2 separate regions of the Mus musculus genome follow, and region 2 is linked to region 1. Evidence: chromatin loops called from intact Hi-C (ENCODE). Cell type or tissue: heart. All regions are shown on one strand. Each heading gives the region's core, and the rest is flanking DNA. Links, peaks and the distances in the headings are about the cores only.

The links. Peaks named below come from ENCODE experiments on the same cell type or tissue, not always from the same donor. Only the 100,000 strongest peaks of a DNase experiment are listed, where the experiment ranks them.
Region 2: it touches region 1 in a loop (2.1-fold over the local background); 2 of 42 quality-filtered maps call a loop at or near these places.

Annotation. Positions count from the first base shown.
Region 1 is chr12:80,204,653-80,212,652 of GRCm38, forward strand. It overlaps Actn1 (actinin, alpha 1), which reads right to left. Exons shown (of 21, transcript NM_134156.3): 2 at 4,707-4,821; 3 at 310-429. Among named protein-coding and RNA genes, the nearest start is that of Actn1, 52 kb to the right of the region's middle. In heart, for the core only: no CTCF peak of the experiment used is centred there; DNase peaks (open chromatin) are centred at 3,703 and 3,982; H3K27ac peaks cover 4,845 bases.
Region 2 is chr12:80,318,189-80,333,956 of GRCm38, forward strand. No RefSeq gene overlaps it. Among named protein-coding and RNA genes, the nearest start is that of Gm29952, 55 kb to the left of the region's middle. In heart, for the core only: a CTCF peak has its summit at 5,408; DNase peaks (open chromatin) are centred at 5,723 and 6,823; H3K27ac peaks cover 2,362 bases.

The DNA.
Region 1 (8,000 bases), core at 1-8,000:
TCTCAAAAATAAAATAAAGCTACTTTGGAAACAGCAGAGTTTCCCCCAGGGCCCTGTCAGCCACCAGGAGTCCATCTGCACTGTCCTGCCCACAGAGCACCCTGCAGGACATGGAGGTGGGGGTGGGGTGTAACAGGTGAGGCGTTCCACGTGCAACTGCATATCATAAAGACTTTATTGAGGGAAAGGGGCGAGTTCTGGTGTGGCTGAATGATGGAGGATGTGGGTACCTGTTTTCAGGTGCATGCAAACCCAGAAGTCAGGGGAGAAAGGACCAAGGAAACAGCGATCACAGCATATTAGCCTCACCTTCAGCTCCGATGGACACCAGCTTGACCCCTTTGCTGGCTATGAAATCCAAGGCCTTGTTGACGTTGGAGATCTTGTGCACTCTCATCTTGCCTCTCTCTGGCTTGGCCAAGCGTTCACCTGATGAAGAGGAAGGGAAAATGAAGGTGAGGTGCAAGTGTCCAGGAGCCAGGGTGAGCCACACTCCCCCTCGGCCAAAGCGTTTCTTAAATGGGCATGCGCATGGTGTTCCTGTCAGATGTTTGCAGTTGTCATCTAGGCAGGCAATCAGAGAGAAGTTGAGGCTACCTGGATTCTTCCATTACCCAGAGACAAGCCTCTGTGTGTGTGTGTGTGTGTGTGTGTGTGTGTGTGTGTGTGTGTGTGCGCGCGCGCGCGCGCATGCGTTTGTCCGTGCGTGAGTGCACACTCGCAGGCTTGAGGAAGCCAGAAGAGGGTCCCATGGAGCTGGTGTTACAGGGAACTGTGAGCCACTCACTGTGGGTATTTGGTACCAAGCCTGGTTCCTCTGGAAGAGCAGCCAGCCTCTTAACCACTGAGCAGTCTCCCTTCCTCCAGCACATGTTATGTTACTAACAGATGCCAGAAACCGGCCAGGTTCTTGGAATATGGGAGTAAACGAGTTTCCTGCCTTTGATGTGACTGTAGTCCAGTAGGAAAGGAAGAAGGAAAAGAGGAAAGAAGAGAGGAGAAAGAAGAAAAGACCCCACTCACTGGAAAACCTCTGCTTGTGCCCGTACACCGCCTTCATGTGGGCACTCTCAACTCCGCTCCAGGGCCAGCTTCCTCACACACACACACCCTACCCTTCTCCTCCAGTTTCAAGATCAGGAGACTAAAAGAATTTGAGGGACAGTGTGTGTGTGGCATGGGGTTGGTTTGCTGAAAGTTCCACTAAAAGTACCCCGAGAACAGACATTGTCCAGGGACCTATCAAAAGAACCATCATGCCTCCCTGCTACAATGAGCTGACACCTCCAAAAGGATACACGAAACAGGTGCATGGAAGCAAGATGGAAGTAGGAGTAGATGTGGGCCAGGGGAACCCAAGCATGCTATAAGCAAAGCTTAATGAGTGAGTCAGAAGACCAGAATGCAACAGAAACAAAACCAGGCAGATCGGGCCAGGGCACATGAATGGACTAGAGGCATTCATGTTACAGTCTGGCAAAGAACTAGTCTATTCTGAGGGGGACCTGAAACTCTGTGGGAAGCTGTGTTTAAGGGGAATGGGCTAATGAAATCTCAAGACAGCATCCATCTCATTCAGGCTGTGGCATAGTTATTGGCAGGTGCTCTTAGCAAGGTTTACAGTGAGAATCAAGGGCAAAGAGCAGCATGGAACAATCTGGAAACCCTGAAGCCACACCTGAAAAAGAGCTAAAAGCTGTGGACAGGCAGGGTGTGACTGTTGGAGATCAGCGATGTTAAAAAGAAGCCTCAGACAGTATTGATAAGATCCTCCAGGAGTTTCTTTCTTAATGGCCTTCCCCAGCTAAGTCCTTCTTCCACTGTGTGGGACCTAACTACTTGTGACTGACAGAAATCTTTTGAACACTATTGACTTAGCAGACTACTAGCTCCCATCAAAGCTTAGAATGTCATCAGATAACATCTTGGGCCTACAGAGAAGCCTGCCCCATCTTGTAACTGTCTGTCTGATGCAGCCACCAACATATTTTAAAACTGTCTTGATTTATGACTCTCTTTGTTCTGTATGACTACAAAAACTCCACGATCCATGCTGCAGTATAGAATCTGGGATAAACTAAATCTGTGTTTCTGGGCCATGGTCATTCAAAACAGCTCCAGAATAAAATATCCCTTATTCTCTTTAAAAACACAAAACCAAACCAAAACAAGACAAAAAGTCAAACACTTTACACTAGGTTAGGAGGAAAATGTCTTATAAAGATGCCTTTGACATCTAAGGAACTGGCCAAACCCCACCCATCACAGGCTTCAGACTTTCCTTCCCTCCAATGAGGAAGGAGAGGAATCAGAACGAAGTATTCAGGCATATGCGTATATAGTGAGACCTATTACTTTATATGGTGACTAAAAATTAATAATAACACAAAAGCAAGGCATAAGGAAAAAAAAGAAGTTTTCCTTTGAGAAGAGACAGCTCCAGAAAGCATCTTTCCTATGTCCAGCATCCAGGCACTCAGAAGCCACTGCAGGGTCGGACAGGGGGATGTGCAGAAAGCTTGGCTCCATCCTTATGATGCTGGTTTTGTAGGCGTGCAGAATTCAAGAGTTATAGAGCTATGGCAGTGTCTATCCTGATTTCAAAGGAAGGCCCGGGAGGCAGGGAAATGTATAACACGGTTGAATTACCTACAAAGAGCTCTGTTGGGGTGAAGCCTACGCTATAATGGAAACCCCACGGATGCTGAACATGCTGGGAATATGGAATGTCTGCTAATGAAAGCCTCAGGCAGTGGATGCAGCCAACACAAGAGAAAAACCACGAGGAAGGAAGGGCTACCCAAGACCACTGAAGCTCACATCATACCACCATACCTCCCCAGGATTGGACATGGTTGTGCCGGCTACAATCTTCACTCTTGAGTTCTGTTTTGTTTTTTGTTTTGGGGGTTTGTTTGTTTGTTTGTTTGTTTGTTTTTTGAGACAGGTTATAGCCCTGGCTATCCTGGAACTCACTTTGTAGACCAGGCTGGCCTTGAACTCAGAAATCTGCCTGCCTCTGCCTCCCGAGTGCTGGGATTAAAGACGTGCACCACCACGCCAGGCTGAGTTCTGGTCTTATTTCAGTACTATTCTCCCTTCTTATGCCCCCAGCTCTCTCATTAGTGCCACGGTATGTTAGAGGTATTTATTGCAGGGGTTCACAACTAAGGGATTGCCTTGAGTCTCAGTAGAGACTCTGGGCTTAGATTTCTGAACAATGTTGGAATTGCCAAGTCCATGGGAACTCATGGAGATAAATTGAATGCAGTCTTCTGGGGTCCAGGGGTAGAATGTTATGATTTAAAGTGACGTGTTCCGGTATCAAGTTGACAAGAGGCAGCCTGTGATGCTCAGTCTTAAGTGTTGACTTGAATGGATTAAGAGATGCCAAGATTAGTCAAGTACAAGCCTGGGTGTTCTCAGAGATAATTACATCATTAGGGATCCGACCCAATCAACAGGTTAATGCCTTGACAGATTCATAATATGATGGCATCATTAAAAGTCAGTGAAGGCAAAAGGCAGGGCTCTTGGAGGAAGAATATCACCGGGGGCGGGGGGGGGGGACCTCTCTGGCCTCTTCACACACCCGTTTCTTGGCCTCTTGCTGTCATGATGCCCACTGAGCCGCTCTACCACATCCTCCCTGCCACAACAGGCTGACGCGTGTGAAGCCACGAGCCAAAATAAATAATCCCTCCCCTTTAAAAAAAAAGCCAAAATGATTATGTTTTCCATTGTGTATATTTTGCCCTGCTCAGGTTTCACTTTAAAGGAAATATGAAAAGTTGTTTTTAAAGAACTGAATCTGTCGAAGTCACGCAAACACAGGGAACAGGATGGCATGTCATCTGGGGAGCCGTGGCAGAGGGCCTGAGGTCCGCTACCTTTTTGGGAAGAGTCGGTTGGAAACAAAGCAGGTGCCAGCTCTCAAATGATCCTAAGGGCTCTGCAAAGGAATGCGAGGCCCAGACTGGAAGCCCTCGGGGAGGCACAAAAGCCTTCCAAGCGAGGGAACAACGTGACCATATTTGGGCTGTCAGAGGATCTTAGGCCTGGGGCGGCTTCACAAAGCGGGACTTCAGGGAGGAGGAGACAGGGAGGAGACAGAACCTAAGGCCTTCCCGGCCTTCCCAAGGTTTCCTCTAGGTGGGAGTCACCAGAAGCCCACAGGACAAAAGGCTCGAAGGGGATCATGAAAGAAGGAAACAGACAGCCAAGAATGCAAACGTCAAGTTGGAAAGAAAGGTAGAGCAGAGCAGTCTGTGGTCCCAGGCTTGGTTTAAGATAAGATGAAGTGTGCAGCAAAAACAGAGGGCCAGCTACTGCTTTGAGCACCCAAGAGGACATGCACAATGCTATTATTTGGATGTGGTTTGTCCCCTAGTGGTTCAGGTCCTGGAAGCTTGGCTGGCTGCAGCATGGTGATTCTCCAAGTCATAAGACAGGGCTAAGGTCATTAGGGTAATCCCTCCAAGGAATGAGAGTAAGTGGTGTGTGCTACTTTATTAATCGTGATGATGTTTCTTAATTAGAAGTTATGATCTTAATTAATTCTCTTTTTTTTTGTATTTTTTATTATATGAGAATTTTGCTTGCATGTATGCGAATGCACCACATGTGTGCCTGGTGCCCAGGGAGGCCAGTGTGAACGTGGACAGAACCCAGAGATACCACCGGGTCCTGGGCTGGGGCCGGCTCACCTGAGATGACCTCCAGGAGCAGCATGAGCTTCAGGCCATCTCGGAAGTCCTCTTCGATGTTCTCGATCTGTGTCCCCGCTTTGCGCAGGTGGGAGTTGCACCAGGCTGTGAACGTCTAATACAAAGGGAAGACAGGCAGATGGTCAGTCTCCTCATGGGCCACCGTAGTCTCTGAGGCACGCACCCCAGGCCTCAGTGGCTTCCAGGGTCCTCGCCCCACACTTTCTTAACAGTTGTTCTACGAAAGGCCTTCAACAGGCTTGGGCCATCCTCAGCGTATAAGCCACGTGAAGGGACCAGGGAAGGTGGCCACCCACTCAGCAGAATCCATAGTCACTCTTAGTGTGGTTGTTCCATATGGTCACATTAACTTATCCTCTGCCCTTAGTATATATGTCTGCCCCATCGTCCTGCCAGGTCCAGGTGTTTACTCAGCATCTGCATCCAGGACGGCTCCAGGGCAGCTACTCACAGGTGCTCAGTCTACCCTGGCAGATACTTCAACGGGGCCTGCACTTTCCCAGCTGCAGATATTCTCATGGATCCTGAACAGCAGTGAAGCAGCCAGCACTCCAATTTTCTTAGGGTCCCCAAAGCCATTGTCACCCCCAGTCATCAGGAAGTAATCTAGAGAACAGGACAACCTCACTCCTGCCCCACCGTTACCCCCTCCTAGCTACTCATTTTTAATTAAATAAGAAAGGAGGAATGTTGGCTTACAGGAACTTCCGCTAGGCTCCTCCCAGGAACCTAGCAAGCTTATGTCATTGGCTTACATCATCAGCTTACATCATCACCTGCCGTCTTTACCTGCTGCTGCCAGGCATGGGTGAGAATGAAAAGACTGCTCACCAGCCCAGATGTTTTTCTTTTTCTGTTCCCAGCCAGTCTTCCTGTCTCTGTCCCCCCCCCCGCCCCCATCTGTTCTTTGTCCCCCATTATCTGCCCCATTGGCTCTGCTCCTGTCTGTCTGCCTCTACCCCTTCTCTTCCTTTCCTTCTCCCAAGCCTCCCTTATATTAGGTTTGTTGCATGTTGTGATTTCTCAGGAGGGCATCTTGGCATGGGCCCGCCAGGTGTCTCCCCACCCCCGCAGAGTTACATTTCAAATATTACACAGAATGTGTAGATCTTTAAAGTAAGTACAGTTACTCTGTTTCTACACAATCTCTCCCAACTGCCACCTGTCCATACTTCACTTTGGACCCGAGCCACCACACTGCACATTCTCTGGGGCCAGGGATGGGAGTGTCTTATTCCACGATCACCACCTCCCAACCCCTTGTTCTTTTGTTTTGTTTTGTTTTGTCTTGTTTTTTGAGACAGGGTTTCTCTGTATAGCCCTGGCTGTCCTGGAGCTCACTTTGTAGACCAGGCTGGCTTTGAACTCAGAAATCTGCCTGCCTCTGCCAACCCCTTGTTCTTAAGCCCCGTCCAGACCCATCCTCCAACCTTTAGCCCCTTCAACCCTCAGCCAAAGGCTTCCCAAAGCTTCCAGGGAAACTGGCCAGTGCTAGCAACTGGAAGACAAACTGGAGTTGCCCAGCTGAGGCCTGTGAGTCTTGAAGAGGGGGGAGGAACTGAGGGAGGAAGGGGCTGTTGTAAGAAGACGATGGCTTGTGAAAGGCGAAGGGCTGTAGAAAGGAGCTATCAAACCCCACTTCCTGGGGAAGCTGTGGTGGCCAAAACAACACCTGTGTTTGTTCAGGTCTCCAGGACAAAGCTCTGGGGCTAATAAGCTTTGCAAGGAAGAGTCAATAAAAGCCCTAGTCCCCAGAGCCTCAAGGCTCAGTGCTCTGAACCCATCCAAAGTATTAAAGAACCCTACAAGCAGTAGCCATAAAGCCCAGGCATGGGGGGTGTGGAGTAATACAATGTTAAGAATGCACTCTCCTGTGAACCAGATCTGAATCCACTGTTCTCGGAACTCCAGCTCCCTTGGCAGTAAAATAGGGATTGCAAGGTACTTCCAAGTCCACAGGGTTTAAAAACCAACTTACAAAGTGCCTGCCACGTAGTGAGGGTGCCATTAACAGTAAGAAGGAAAAAGATACCACCACCACCACCACCACAAACCATGACAGGGCTGGGGAGGAGGGCTGGCTCCACTCTGGGCTCTCTCTCTCTCTCTCTCTCTCCCTCTCCCTCCCTCTCTCTCTCTCTCTCTCTCTCTCTCTCTCTCTCTCTCTCTCTCTCTCTCTCTCTCTCTCCTCCCTGCCTCCAGCCACAAAGCTACCCAAGGCCCCACCTTTTCAGGTGCTCCTGAGGGACCTTTGGGACTGGTGCCAATGTGTGCTTGAAGAACAGCAGAGGGGGGCAGTAAATTCTTGACAGCAACTCTGTGCATCACCGCAGACCACAGACCACCATGTACCGCCCAACTATGTTCTCTCCAGGTTGCAAGGTCCCCGCAGAAAGATCATCTCCTTAGCAGTGCCCCCAGGATTCAGCAAGGAAGGAGGAGAAGCTGGCAGCCAAAGGGACACCCACTGCAGAAACTCCTGGCCCCAACCAGGGTGGGCAGTGCTACACGCAGAGGCCTAATGGACCAACCTCATTTAAATAAAGGGGCAAGGACCCACAGACCTGCCTGCACCCCTGGCCTTCCTTTTTCTAACATTCCCTCACACCAAAAGTCTTCACTCTTCTCTGGGAGCCTGTTCATCTCACAGTCTAATAAGGAGACAGGGAGAGGGAGAAGATGGCCAGCCCCTTCACAGTCCACTGCGCTCTAGAAATGTGCTCAGAGGAAGGGTGTGCCACACAGGGTCTCAGGAGCCATGCTTAAGCAAGGACCACACTGAGACCTACTCCAGAGCTGGAACAGTGCCTTTGCTGTCACCCCTCTACTCCTATACCTCTCCCCACCATGCACACAAATACACACAAACATGCATGTGTGTTCATGTGTGTCCAGTGGCCAGCCTCTTCAGATCTTGGGCAGGGATTGAAAACTGGGAGGAACTTGGGTCCCCTCACCCATCCCTGACCTTGGTAACTAACGGTGGCACGAAGGGAAGACTGTATCCACGGAGCAGGGTATCTGAGGGACACATAGGAGAGAAGTTCATGGGTTGGCCGGTGAGATACATCTTGTCCCAGTTTCCTGGCTTCTACCATGTTCTCATTTTGCCCTTAACAACTACCATGGCAACATGTCTCCTTTAATATACCCTTAGAATCTCTCTGGTATTTGAGAAGGTGTCCTTCCTGTCTCCTGTGAACCACACAGCCTTCTCCATATACCTCAGTGATCAGAACTATACAATGGGGACAACAGTTAACTACCAGGCAT
Region 2 (15,768 bases), core at 3,705-11,704, 120 kb after region 1:
ATTTGACATAAATTACATGAATCACATGTCTCAAGTTTTATTTCCTTTTAGTCTATCACTTGCTATTGTTGCTCTATCTCTTGTTACATGACTTTGAACATGCTCCTTAATCTCTTGTGTATTTGGACAACAGCAGGTCAGCAGGCCCTATGAAGACTTGCTAAGAGTTGTTGTTGTTTTTTTCTGAGACGGGGCATCATGTAGATTTCACTATGTAGTTGATGCTCTTACCTCTATGGCCCAGCTCCTGGACTTGCAGGCGTGCACCGCCGACGCTTAACTCTGGCATGTTCAGTTTTATGTGCTTTACCTGACACACGATGAGCCTTCAATAAATCATAACTGCAATTAAAGTAGCAAAGAAGCAATATCAAAGCCTTCCAGAGATTCCCAGAAGACCCCAGGTCCCTTCCTTTGAAGAAGATGGTGGTGCTATGGGGTTTGTAGTCAGAGACCACTGTAACCTACCTGGATAAGCAGTCCCTGGGCTGCATCCCATACAGGGTCTGGGAATTTATTATGGTAACAGTAATGACTCTTTATGCTTCTATAGCACTTGTGGGTTTATAGCGTGCTTTGGGTAGCTTCTTAAAAAGGCTTCATTTTAATGCCATTTTAGAGAAAAAGAAACTGGGAGAGGCAGGGGTAGGGCTGAAGGAGGATTCACAGCTAGCAGAAGACTGAAATCCAGGTTGGCAGACTCCAGTTACAGTAACTCTGAGCTCTCCCATCTGGTCTTGCCTCTTACTCTAGAAAGACTAAGTTATATATTGAGTTTCTATGCTCAGTGCTCAGTATGCAAGGGAGGAAGGCCTGGCAGGCCAGGCTCAAGGTCAAGGCCTGGGGTCTGTCTCATGATAATTAGGACAGTAGGGACAGGCCCTGCTCTCACTAGGTGGGGTCCCTGAGAAGCTGTTGTCTGTACGATGGGTCTTCCTGGACTTACCTGGCCTTAGAGCACAGGAAAGGAAGAGCTGAGTCCCAGGAGGCTCAGCCCACACTATCAGTTAGAGCAGGCTGAAACATTGCTGGCACAGGCCATCAGTGCAGTGCACAATTTCCTGGCAGGCTAGGGTGGGGTATAGGGTAGGGACAGGAAAGAACACAGGGAGTGCCTTGTGGTGACTGGAGTGTTCCATGTCTGGGGTAGGGTTCCACAGGCATGTGATGTAAAAAAAACCACCGGAATTTCTACTGGAATTCTTTCCTGAAGATCAGTGCACTTTACAGAATATAGGTTGCAACTCCATTTTCAAGTATTCCAGAGGCAGAAGCAGGAAGACTGTCATAAATTCAAGGCTAATTTGTTCTATATCGAGAGTTGCAGAATAGCTGGGACTATATAGCTAGACCCTGTCTCAAAACTAACTAACTAACTAACTAACTAACTAACTAGTATATTATAAAAACAAAACAAAACTCAACCTTTCTCCAAAGTATTCTCCTGTGTTCTTTAACCCCAAAGTAAAGAATGTAGTTTTGCTGGGTGGTGGAGACACAGGCCTTTAATCCCAGCACTGAGAGGCAGAGGCAGGTGGATCTCTGACTTCCAGGACAGTTTTGGTCTACAGAGTGAGCTCCAGGACAGCCAGGACTACACAGAGAAATCTGTCTCAAACCAAACCAAACCCAAACCCAAACCCAAACCAAACCAGAACAAAACATCAATGTAGCTTGTGCTGAAGTGAGGACTGAAGTGTGAAGAGTCACAGTGCAGGGAGCATAGAAGCTTCCTGGGTCTCCTGAGTAAGGCAGTAGCTGGGCCCCATGTGGCAGCGGGATCTATGGTGTGCATTATGGAAGCTTTGAGGGTCCGTTTCAGGCGACACTGTTTTCCTTCCATAGTTGAACTACTGTTCAGGCAGACAGTTCTCTCCAGCAAGAGCTGAGGCAGCATTTTCTTTCTTCCCCCTTCTTGCTGATGGCTGTCGGTTTTGAGACCATTGTTGTTCCGGCTGTGTTCTCAGTCATCTACACGTAAATAGGAAGCAGATTTCCCACCAGCAGATCTGAGGATGAAAGGGTCTCTCTCCGCATCTATTTCTAACCCACGTGTTCAATAAAAACCCAGCCTGTAAGCAACCATAAGCCTCTGTGCGTTGAATGAATAGTGGTTAGTAGCAGGTGACAAAAGGTGCAGGCCTTTCTCCATGAGCTCCAGGCTAGCCTGGTCTACACACGCAAATTCTGGGCCAGCTGGGACTACACAGTGAGAGCAGTCTCAAAACAAACAGATGTAAGAGGAAGGGTGGGTATCGGTGCCTGCTGCTGAGCCTTGCAACCTGAGTTTGATACCCAGGACCCACAGGGCAGAAAGAGAGGGTTTCTTTCCGCAGTTGTTCTCTGTGTGGTACGTGTGCCCTTCCCCCACAAAAAAATAATAAATGTAAAACAACATGCAAGGGGAAAGGTCATAATAACTGAAGTGAGATGTTTTTGTTTATCTCTTGGAATTAACTAGAACTAGACAGTAAAAAATAATTATAATGGGTTTTAACAATACACTCGATTGAACACACACTAATTTTTCTTCTTTTGAGGCTGTGACCATAAGGTCTTCTTAAAAATCCTGTTCGAGAGGTGTTTAAAAATAATAGGAGCCATAATTAAGCAAACTTGGCCATAAACTGGCACCTGTGGAAGGCAGGTGGCAGGGACTTCATGAATTACTCTGTTTTCATGTTTTTATCTTTATTAGCTTTGTCAGTATAACATTATTATTATTATTACTATTATTATTATTTTCTTTCATGCTTTTTTTGAGACAAAGCCTCATTAGGCAGTCCCGGCTAGCCTAAAACTTGCTTTGTAGAGCAGGCCTTGAAACTCACAACAACCTTACCCTCAGAGTGCTGAAAGTCCAAGTGTGTACCACCTCACCTGGCTGCAAGGAACTTTAAAATAATCATGCTTAGGTAGAAAGAAGACTCAAGGAAAAAAAATTAAGCACAGAGAATTAATAGGCCACAGCCTCTGACCACCATCTATTAAAATCAGTCATGGATGCCATTCAAGGAGCCCCTCCATTCCTGAGTTCTCAAGTTTCCTTAATAAATCAGTGTTTGCTTTGCTCAAAATAATAATAATTCCCCAAATTCTACTTATAGTTCTTCCTAAGTGTCCTCAGGGGTTTGTTTCAGCGTTTCCTAGCATGCCTCCAGGTCTACAGATGGACAAACCCCATAGAAATGGTGTCCAGTTTGCATATAACCCATGCGTATACTCCCACATACTTCACTCTCTAGAGCACCTGCAAAGTCTAAAGGTTAGTCACTTTTATTTTGTCACTGTGACAAAACACCCGAAGGAACGAGCTAAGAGAGGAAAAGGTTAGCCGGGCGTGGTGGCGCACGCCTTTAATCCCAGCACTTAGGAGGCAGGGGCAGGCGAATTTCTGAGTTCGAGGCCAGCCTGGTCTACAGAGTGAGTTCCAGGACAGCCAGGGCTACACAGAGAAACCCTGTCTTGAAAAACCAAAAAAAAAAAAAAAAAAAAAAAAGAGAGAGAGGAAAAGGTTTATCTTGGCTCACAGCATCAGGGGTTACACATCAGTTCACTGGCTGCATTGTTCCAGGGCCTGTGCCAACATAGAGCATTGTGGAGAAACGGCAAGGTGGGACAGAGCAGTTTACCCATAACAGCCAGGAAACAGGAAGAAATATTCTCTCCCCTTTGTTCCTCCCTATTGAATGCAGCCCCCACAGGATGGGTCTACCTTGCTAATCATCTTAGGAAATGCCCTCGTAGACAGACACACAGCGAAGTGTGCTTCATTGATCTCTTAGGTATCTCTCAATTCCCATCAAGATACCAGCCCAACACAGATTAACCATACCAGCCCAGTGCCATATCACACTATGTAGCAGCTGTTATCCAAGGAATAACAGCAAGTTAAGATGTTGTAAGGTTCAGCAGAGATGCATTTGCCTTTTCAGTCTTCAGCTGGTTCAATTAAAGAATGTGGAGCCCTCATGTATAGATAGATAACTGTGTATAGAAATTAGGGCAAAGAGCTTCCCTAGCATTCAAGAAGCCCTGGGTTTGACTTGCAGTACCAAATAAAAATAGGTAAAAATGGTACACACCTGTAATCCCAGGTCTCCGGAGGTAGAAGCAGAAAGATCACAAACTCAAGGTTATCCTCTGCTACATACAGAGTTGGAGGCCAGCCTGGGCTACATGAGGCTCTACTTAAAAAAAAAAAAAAGAGTAGGAGGAGGAGGGGAAAAAAAAGAAAGAACATAGCAAGAAGCACATTTTCTCTTGGATAGAAGAGAAAAATCAAAACTGAAATTAAAAGTTACCTAGAAACAAATGTTGCAGCGAATGTTTTCATGGTTCATTTATCCATCCCTTTGTTCTGCAGGCGTATCTTAAAAACTCCCCCTGTTCCTGGAACTGGGAGAGGCCAGGGGAGCCAAAGCACCGTCTGGAAAGCTCTCACATTCTCATGACAGGAATAGACAGAACTAGTGACTGACCCTACCCAGCATGCAACAGTAGAGCTGCACAGACCAAACAGGTCAAGGAAGAGGGCTTTGGGATGGAGAAGGAGAGGTGAGGTTCCTGCTGAAGCTGACTAACTCAGCCAGTGGACAGGACGTTCTCCTGGGGATGGTGATATCTGGACAGATGGAGTGAGGCACAGCAGCCAGCAGGAGAGCAAAGCGCAGAGCTCAGGAAGAGGGAGTCAGCGTCCTCTGCACCTCAGTCCCCTAGGCTCTGATGTGACTCCTGACTCTAGGCGCAGAGTACAGGTGGAGGCTGAGCTCTGGCTTGTCTCTTGGAAGCATTGAGTGGGGGGGGGGGGGTTTCAGGAAGCTAACTTAGGTCACAATTTGGGGCACCCTTGATGGCCTTTGGTGCTAGACAGCTCTCCCAGGGGGCCATTTCACACTCAGGCACTATATTACCCTAGACACAGGACTGTTCTCGAAGAGCCAACAGAACTAGCCATCAACAGTTGAGAGACAGAGGCAGGACTTTGAGTTCAAAGGCAGCCTGGGTTACCTAATATGTTCTGGGATACATAATGAGACTGTTTTAAAAATTAGATGAATAGCCCCCACAAACAAACAACCAAGCTGCCCAAAGTTCTTCCCAAGAACAAAGTATATCCATTCAAATAGAGGGAGGGTCCTGCAGTTCCTGTGGCGAGACCCTTGGCCAAGAGTAACAGTTTCATCCTTAGTCCAGAACACACTATGTAGCATTATGTCTGACACACAGTAGGCACTTAGTCAGTGGCAGCTACTATTCTAATAAAGACTTAAGTTACTCGGGACCTGGGAAGAAGGTGCAATCATTAAGAGCACTGTTTGCTCTTGCAAACAACCTGGATTCCCAGCACACACAATGACTCAAACCATATGTAACTCCAATCCAGGGGATTCAACGCCCTCTTTCGACGTCTGCAGGTACTGCATGCACATGGTCTGCACATAAAACACGCAGGCCAAACACCCATACACATAAAATAAATTAAAAATAAAAGACAACTCACTTATACAGAAATTGAATTGAAAGCTGAATTTCCCTGTAGGCTGAGGCCTGGAGAGCCCTCCAGGGCTGGCCTGTGGGAACCAGAGGAAATCTGTTTCTAATAGGGTTCTGTGGAAGCTTAGTGAGTTCTTCTATCCAATTAACAGGCCCAGCGGACACGAGGGAACAGATTGCTTCCTGAGCCTGGACACTGCCATCCCTCATCCCGTGGAAATGAGATTATGATGAGGGCAGGGCCAGAGAGGAAGCTGACCTAACTCAATTATCAGCCCTGGTTTGTCCATTTTAGCCTGGGAGGAGGTGAGAGGGGAGGGTGGCCAGAGCTGCTCAGGAAATGACAAATCTGAAAACATGGCTGAGACAAGCCCACCTCAGCTTCCTTGAGGCCTATCCTGGAGTTAACAGGCTCATCTCTGTGCTCTTCTTATCAAGTGCTGGGTGCAAAGGTCCCAGTGGTGCCTTGGAGATCAATGTGGGCATCCCTTTATAGCTACAAAGACTCTGTCTGCTTAATCTCCCTAGAGACGAGGTGGTGGTTACCTGTCGAGGCCCTCAGTGACATTATTGATTCAAAGACAGCTGACTACACTGTCACTGAGACTAGGGACAGCTGGTCTTGGATTTGTCATAAAGCAGGTATGGAACTTTGGGAGGTCTCAGGTGACAGCCTCAGCTATAAATGAGATTTACGACCTGCGGTAGACACGAGTCTGTGTTCTTGGCATCTTTTCATCTCCTTCTGGAGGGTAAGGCATGATCTCCAGGTGGGTTCACACCAGCTCCCATCAGTCTTGCCTCTTGCCCTCCTACCCTTCAGAGCAGGAAGCCCTGTCCTGGTTTGTAGTGGCCCAGGCAGAGCTACCCTCCGACTCCATTAGGGACTTCAGAAAGCTTCTGTGTCTCGTCCAAGGCAGTGTGTTATCCAGAATGATGGTGCAGCTACCTCAACACCTCAGAAGAGGCCAGCCTGAGACAAAGCAGACACATACAGCAGGAGGCAGAGCCTGGAGAACCACACAGGAGGAACTAGGGCCCCGAGAAATGTTCGGCCACTCCATTCTGGAACCTTTCAGCAGTGCTGGCCAGGCAATAGCTCTCTGTGACATAACGTCATATAGCTTGTGAATGACAAACAGAAATAAAAAAGGAAAGGACATGACTGGTCCTAGGTAGTGGGGGAAAGTTCACTGTAGATAAAAGGGAGAGCATAGCCAGAGGCAGACACATCTGGCAGAGTCCAGAGTGAACAGCATCCTGAGCTGGGACATGTGAGGAAAGGGGGAGGGGGGAGGAGAGAGCTAGTCCAAGAGGTCAGGAGGGTAGAGGGTAGGAGACAGAATAGCCAAAAGGACTGGCTTAGCAAAATGGCTGGATTACATAAGGAGGGTAGCTGGGGGAAGGGCAGCCCAGGACCTGGGCTGGAGAGGTTCAGGGTAGGGGGCAGGGCATGCCAACCATACCCTGTCATAGGTAAGGACCTGCCAGCCAGGTTCACTTTCATATGTTAATGGCACCTCAGCCATTTGTCCTGATTTGAGACCTAACAGTTTGCAGGACAGTTCCTGTTGCCCGGCACCACCAGTATCTTTAGGAACCAAGATTTCATTCAGACTTCAAAGGCTCCTGAGGGGAAATTGGCTTCTGTCATTTCTACCCAAGGATAACAGTTGCACCCTGGGTGGCTCATTGGACACATCCACTCCGTTTCCACAGGAAGGGTGGTCAGGAACCTGTTGGGGACTTTTCTCATTTCTACCTCTGTCTGTAAATTGAGACAGATGAGCATTTTTTTTTTTTTCTAGGCTGGATAAAAGAAGCCCATCGACAGATACGCAGGGGGAGGTGGATGCTTTCTGGCAACTAGCTCTGTCAGAGAGATACTGCATTCCCTGGCTGGCCACTGCGCTTAAACTGGGTTTCGCTCTCTTGTTCTCAGGACGGCTAACTTAGAGTCAGTCTGTCTCCGTTTCTCAGCTCTCAACACTCCCGGCACACAGGATTTCAGCTATGATTATGAATCGACTCTTCCATGTTAACCCTTCTCTTACCTTCCCCAGACTGTTTTGGCTGCCTGTTTGAGGGGCTTGCTGGGCTTGGGATTCAATAAGCATCTAGCAGGTTCTATCTATGGGACAGGACCGTGCTAGGAGTTTTCACATACATTTCCTTATTTCCTATCCAAATTGCTCCTGGTGCTTCATGCTCGTTCCCTAGAAAGAAACTGAGTCACCAAGAGTTCTAAAGGTGCCTAACCAATACCAATACCGGTGCTGATAAAAGAAAATGCATCTTCCTCGAGCTACCACTGACCACTTCTGGTCGGGCGGCTCTGACGTCCCTTTCTTGTTCCACTGTGAAGATGGCAGAGGCTGATGTGATCATGAGATTCTTAGGCATTGGAGGAAGTGTTCTGAGAGCAGATGGCAGAAATTGCCAACCAGACACCCCCTCTTCCCCCCCCCCCCCATGGCAGTACTGAGTTCCTTTCAGGAACCTTTAGCCAATCTGGTTTTCCCAAGTCTGAAGGGCCAGAGGCAACTATGTGCCACTGGGGTGCAATGGCCCTAAGGCAGGGTCAAGGTAGGTGAACCTTGCCCAGTTCCTGTTTGAAACCAGAAGCAGAAAAAGGAAGTGGCCAAGGCCAATTCACAGGAGAATTTTCTCCTCCTTTTAATTTTCCTTTAAATGTTTTTTTTCCTGAGATAGTTTGTGTGCCCTAAAATTTACCCATCCAAAGAACACAGTTCATTATTTTGTGAACTCCTCTGTAAACCAGGTTGGTCTCGAACTCAGAGATCCACCGGCCTCTGCCTTCCGAGTGCTGGGGTTAAAGGGGTGCATCTTCACTGCCTGGCATTGTACTACATTTTAATCACTTGGCACTCACTCCCCATTTTCCCCTGGACCTTTTCATATCACATACAGAATCCAACAGCATGCCATCTCTGTGAATGGCACCTGCCACTTAGCATGTTTGTAAAGTTCACCTCTATTGAAGCATAAATCAATAGTCCCCCCCCTTCTTCCCTCCTCACCCCCCTTTTCTAAAATGGTCTCATGTAGCTCAGGCTGGACCTGAACTCACTAGGCCGTTGAGATTGGCTCTAAACCGTTAATCCTGCACCTACCTCTCAAGTACAAGGATTTCGGTGTGCACCACCATACCCTGCTCTGTGTGTCTTTTCCCTTTTTGGTGGCATAATAACCCATTGTGTCAGTTTACCATCAACTGAGTTGCCCACAGCTCGCAAGATCTTTATGTGACTGTGAAGTCCCTTCTTATGTGATCTACCCAGCCTGCCCTCACGTGGGTCTCCGTTCTAGTGTCTGTGATAGTCACTGCCCTTTGTTTTATATGGCACAGGCAATGTACATTCTCCTTTTATATACATGTCACCTCCCCCCTCCTCCTCTTCTTCCTCCTTTCCCTCCACCACCACTTCCTCCTCTTCCTCCTCCTACTTCTCCTTTGGTTTCTCTGAGTAACAGCCCTGGCTGTTCTGGAACCCACTTTGTAGACCAGGCTGGTCTAGAACTCTCAGAGATCTGTCTCCCTCTGTCTCCCGAATGCTGGAATTAAAGATATGTGTCTCCAGACCTGGCTTTTATAAACGTTTTTTGAGAGAGGGTCTCACTACATAAACCTTCTCTGGACTGGAACCTGACATATTGGCCAGAACTCAACAAAGGTCAGCCTGTCTCTGCTGGTGGAGTGCTGGGACTAAAGGCTCACAATACCATGCCTCACCCTGTACATGCAGTGTTCATTTCCATACATGGTACTGCCTTGGCTATCATTCTGCACTTTCCCCTTCACTGACAGAATCCATGCTGCCATGAGTCTGTCTGGTTATCCCTGCCCATAGCTGTGTAGCCTATGGGAGTGGGTTGCTACCACATTTTACATCTCCCCCCACCCCATGAGGATGAATACCTGTTGGTCCCAGCTCTCTGCTACTGCCCAGAGACCTGCAGTGGGCACAAGTAGGTGTCTGTTTCAGGACCAGGTGGGAACATCTAGAACACACCTCCAGGAGTGGATTGCTCTCTCAGAGAGTGTGTAGTCGCCTCCATTGAGGTTGTGAGAAGTCTTTCTCTTTCCTGGTGGACAACAAGACTGGGACCACAGCGAGACAGAGCTGTTCTCACAAATTCCCCACTCAGAAATGGCAGCCAGGACACACTTTCTGGGTAGGTCTGCACACCTCAGTGTCTCCTTGATGAAGTATACTTGACTATAGAAGAGCAGTTCTAACTCCATCCTGTGTGTGTGTGTGTGTGTGTGTGTGTGTGTGTGTGTGTGTGTGCACGAACAGAGGTGAAGAGGGGCACATGGGCCAAGCACATGTGCAGAGGTCAAAGGCCAGCTCTGCACATCTGTTTCTCTCCCTCGGTCTTTTTTTTTTTTTTTTTTTTTTTTTTTTAAACACAATCTCTCCTGGCAGACTGAAGCATTGAAGATGTACCTTGTTTTGTTTTGTTAAATATTTATTTATTTATTTATTATATGGAAGTACACTGTAGCTGTCTTCAGACATACCAGAAGAGGCCATCAGAACTCATTACAGATGGTTGTGAGCCACCATGTGGTTGCTGGGATTTGAACTCTGGACCTTCAGAAGAGCAGTCAGCTCTCTTAACCACTGAGCCATCTCTCCAGCCCCTCCCTCGGTCTTTATGTGGATTCCAGGCATGGAACTCGGGTCACCAGGCTTTCGTGGCAAGCGCTTTAAGCCACTGAGCCACCTCCCTAGCTGAGGTCCACCTTGTACTTCAGTTCTCTTGAATCCCCCGTAAGCAGCCTGGCCCTATTAAGTGCTGTTATTCTTTATGCCTCATGGATTAGAGTTTTCAAGGGAAATTACTACTCCAAGAACTTGCTTGTGTTTTGGGGGTGCAATGACTTGTAACTGGGGAGAAGTCACAGGAAGGAACGGTTTCCCTACTCACCAGGGAAATGGGGTCTGATGGGAATCTTTTTTTTTTTTTTAAGATTTATTTTATGTATTTATGTATAAGTGCTTTATCATCATGTACAACACCTGCATACCAGAAAGAGGACATCTGATCCCATTATAGATGGGATCACAACCGTGAGCCACCATGTGGTTGCTGGGATTTGAACTCAGGACCTCTGGAAGAGCAGCCAGTGCTCTTAACCACTGAGCCATCTCTCCAGCCCCTGAAGGGAATCTTAACCTACCAGGGCTGTTAGTTTCCCAGAGAGACTCAAACCATCCTGTGTAGAAGATTCTCTTGAGAGACCTCCTAAGTTTGGGGATGTTGGTCACTCAGGCAAAGCTGAGAGCCATGTGGGCTCCTTAAGGATTCCACTCAGAGCCAGGCAGGGGTGGCACATGCCTTTCATCCCAGCACTCGGGGAGGCAGAGACAGGCAGATCTTTGTGAGCCTGGTCTACAGAGCCAGTTCCAGACAGCCAGGTCTATACAAAGAGAAAACATGCCTCAAACAAAACAAAAGATTCCACTCAGCTACAGTGTATATCCCTCTAGCCCACAGTGCCTCTTCAAAGGCAGAGGGGTGTCTGAGAAAGTCTTAGGTAAAGAATCCATTTGTGTGTAATGTGAATCGCTTTGTCCTCATTTTGGTTTCTTGAGTTTGCTTTTTTCATAATAGGCTCTTCATAAAGTGAAAACAATAACCCTGCTTGACAGACCACAGCCCTAAGTGAACAGTCGGTCACCAGCAACGTATGTCACTGAGGCTTGCTGGCAGCTGGGATGGGAAATAGTAGCTACGGTGCCTAGGGCTCCCCCAAGCTGCTGCCATTTCTTTTCTTTCAAAACTTCTGGTTTTCTAGATGCTTCAGAAGTGTTTAGGAAAAGAAGGCAACCCTGATTTCACAACACGGAGCTTCGTCTGCATGTGTGCTCCCATAAACGCGGAGAAGGAAGATGGGGAGATGGTATTTTCAGTCTCCACGACCCGCCACCTATATTTCTTGTCAGCACTTTGCTTTATAGCAGCATCAAGGATGATGGCCAACAGGTCATCAGACACAATGGTGAGCATAGAAAAGGTGGGGTTTTTTTTTGTAACCAGGAGAGGCCCAGGACTATAGAGCTGAATAAGCTTGTCAGTCCTCTCTCTGCTGTAACTGAGGGGCAGCAGCAGCTGGAGATCAAAGTCCAGCAAGGAGCAGGAAGTGACTCAGAATGGTGTGGGGCAGGAGACCTGGACCTGCTAGTGACGCTCCTTTTCTGCTTCATTCTTCACTTCCACTGAGGGAGGGCCTGATGTCCCCTCCAGGGGGTCAGAATTTGTACAGCAGGAAATGTCTGGGAAACTGTGTAGCAGGACCATTCCGTGCCTCACTCCCCATGAGGATGGACAGGAAGACAGCACCTGTAACTGCAGAGTTTGCCTTCACCTAACTTCTCTACAATCTGAGCTAGTTGCTGTTGGGGCTAGGAGAGGGGGAGGGGAGACCCAGTATCTATTCACAAGCTCTAGGAGGAAGGGGTAGTAAAAAGAACTGACAGGCACTAATAATGCTCCTCTCTGGTCTGGCTATTCTCTGTGCTAAGATTGTATTGAGCCAGTTAAGCACATGACCAGCCAGTTAAGCTGGCTGTATGGAGTTTGCCGTTATCCTCTAGAGCCTAGATCTTCTAGATTTTGAAGGTGGGAACTCTAGAACCTGAGGAGAGTGGAGACCTGATTCCTTCCTGTCTGCCAAGGCCTGTCCCAACCCTGCAGGAGACTACATGATCTACGACTGCATTAATGGTTGTAAGGGCCAATTTCAACTAGAACAGATGAGCTAGTAATCCAAAACAAAAATATAGCTTGGTTGTCTTTTTTTTTTTTTTTTCCTCTCTCCTAAGACAGGGTTTTTCTGTGTAATCCTTGCTGTCCTGGAACTTACTCTGTAGACCAGGCTGGCCTCAAACTCAGAGATCTGCCTACCTCTGCCTCCTTCCTTCCTTCCCTCCTTTCTTTCTGAAGGTGCTGAGAGTACAGATGTGTACCTCCCTTGGCTTTGTAAACCTGACCTCCCAGCCATTTCAGTCTTTAGGGTAAGTCTGACTCTTGCATAGGAGATCCTAGAGTCACACTTGCCATGTCGTACCAGCATCAGCCCAGCCTACCCTTCCTTCATTCCAAGTGGAATCCAAGAACTTACTTTTCTCACCCGGAGGAGGAGAGGTTAAAAGTGCAGTGTTTAGCAGGTCCATACAGTCCCCTCAGGAGTAACTTATCTCCCAGTCTTAGGAAGTGTTTGCCTACTGGACTTGAAACCAGGGGGCAGGGGCGGCGGGTGGTGGGGGATCAGTAGACATAGCTGCTGACTGGACTATCTCCATAGGTCTCTCCGTGGGATCTTCAAGCTGGGGGAACCGTGATCCAGGCACTGACTGACCTTTGTGCCAGCCAACTCTTTCCTGACAGATGTGTGGAATAAGACAGAGCTGAGGCCAGCGTCCACCTTTTGTGCTGATCCATCTCTCTCAGTGGGTTTAATCCCCAGCGCCACAACCCCCCACCCCCCAAACCGTAAAGGACATGAGCTGCACACTGCTCATTCCGGCTCATTTGAGAAGACTCAGTGTTCCAGAGCAGAGTAAAGCTTGGGCTTGCACCTAGGAAGACTCCTTTCCTCACCAGGCCTTGCTCCTTAAGAAAGAAAGAGAGAGAGAGAGAGAGAGAGGGAGGGAGAGAGAGAGAGAGGGAGGGAGGGAGGGAGGGAGGAAGGAAGGAAGGAAGGAAGGAAGGAAGGAAGGAAGGAAGGAAGGAAGGAAGGAAGGAAGGAAGGAAGGAAGGGACAGGGTCATTCTATGTAGCCCTGGCTATCCAGAGAGTTGATGTGTAGGCCAGATCAGAATTCTGCCTGCCTCTTGCCTCCAAGTGGCTGGGATTAAAGGCATGTGTCACTGCATGCAGCCATCAGGTCCTTTCTTGAACTTGAAGGGTCTTTTAGTCTCAAGCCCAGGCATGGGCTTGTAAACGGAAGCAATCAGGTTCCTATTCTCTAGTTCCTTGTATTTCCCCATGTCCTGCCCCTCCCCCTCAGCATGTTGATGACTTTTCTCTTACAGCCAACCAGAGCTGAGAATGTGGTCAGAGGTGCAAGCTCTTGGGTGTAGGGGGAGGGTGTCCCAAACTCAAGTCACTCTTTTCTTTTGTCAAAGCCTCCACCTGACACAAGCTGCCTCCGTGTGACCATTTGCAATCCCTTACTATTGCTGTACATTGTGATCCAGCCCCAGTCACACTTGATAAGAGTGAGGCCATAAGGAAATCATGCAGGAAGCCAGGCCCCAGAGACCACATTCAGGAAGCAGTGAGATCAGTTGGGAGCACCAGCCTTAGTGATCAGCAACTGAAACTCCACCTTTGAAATGGGACAGAAGAGGCTGGTGAGGGCTCTCCCCCTCTCTTGTAGGGTCAGCTCTTAAGGTCCCGCCTGCTTGGTGCTTTGTCTGCTGTATGACACTGTGTTCTGACCTCTCTTCAGGCAGATGTGCTTTACTGGAAACCATTTCACCTTTAAGTGTAATTCCATTGCCTCTTTTCCACCAGTAATGCAAACCGCTCACCTCTCACATTTCTCTGCCCTAAGAACCGCGGCCATGCTCCCACATCACTAATTCAGCTCCTTTACCACTGCAGGCAGCAGATGTGAGCTTTCCTTCCTTGATCTATTGATCTATCAGACTTCCTTGCTGGTTTTTATGGTTTAGCCTTTTTGGATGAGATACTAAGATATTCTCTCTTCTCTTCTTTCTCTTCTCTCCTCTCCCCTCCCCTTCTCTCTCCTCCCTCCCTCCCTTTCTCTCTCTCTCTCTCCTTCTCTCTCTCTCTCTCTCTCTCACACACACACACACACACACACACACACACACCCCTCTCAATCAACCCTGCATAGAAAACTGGTTAACTCTTCTTTGGCACATGCAGCGGTTTTCCATGGCTCCCTCCTTCCCAGGTTCTTAGGGATGGCCCAGCACCAGGTCTAAGAACTTGACCTCAGAAGCCCAGAGAGCTTTGGTGTCTCACTTCTTAAGGTCTAGGTCTTTTTCTAGTATTATTATATTAAAATTTTAGTTTAATAACATTTGCCACCCCTTATCTCAACCTTTATAAGCTTGTTGTGAGCAAGGATCTATGAGATCTCTATCAGCCATGTCTGGCTTTTAAGCTTCCAGCTCTTAGGGGTGGCACTACAAAGGGTCAAAGGTCTAAGAGGTCTCCCCAAAGGCTCCAAAGCAAGCTTTGCAATGTCTATGGTAATGGGGAGATCTACTCTCTTCCAGTGCTTGTAGGCTGAGACTTGCTGTCAAACAGTATTCTTTCTCTGGAGGACCTTGACTATCCATATTTCTGATGGACTGACATCCAAAAAGCCTTCTTGTGGGGCGTGCACATGGATGTCAAGCCAGCAAGCACAACAACAAAGAGAGGTGCCAACGACAGGAATACTTGTGTTATCATGTCATCCTCAGATATGTGCCTTAATGTACATCATTCTTTTTTACATATACACATGCATACAGATCCTATGTTGGTTCTCTCTTACACACACACACACACACACACACTCACACTCTGAGGAGCCTGAGGTTCTGAGTAGTTAGTTGTCAAAGATCTTGGCACACAGTCTGGCTCTGTTGGGCACTATGGTGATGTCTCAAAAACGATGTCTGAGTAGAATCTAGAGAGCCCTCTGATCCAAGCTTCTGGAATGGAAGGAGCCACATTTTAGAGTTGAGGGACCTATTTGACAGTTCCCAAGTGTCTAGGGTAGTTGCCTGAATCCTGTCCTTCACTCAGAACCAATGTAGGCTACACTTCGTGTTCAAGTTCGGTGCTATTTCCACTCCCAGGTCTCTTAGGAAGATAGTAAATTAGCTATTATTTAAGGTGTGGTGTCTTGGAGTGCTTAGAAATGCTGGAGCACACTGACTCTGAGACCCTGAGGACACAGTGGGGGCTAGGGAGGTTGCTCACCAGTTAAGAGTGCATACTACTTATGAGGTGGCTCACAACCATCTGTAAACTCAACCTTTAGGGGGATCAGATGCCTCTGGCCTCAGTGGGCAAGCTCACATTCACACACTCACATCATTAAAATCACAGGAAGTGTCATAAAAAAGGTAGGGGCAAGCCTTCAATAGTCACTAACCAGAGTGGAATGGTTTGTACAAGCCTGTTACTCTGAAATGCTGCCAATCACCACCATACTCGCCATGATTAACTATGCTGGTGCTCTGGTTAGCAGTCTCAACCCCTCCCTTTTCTATG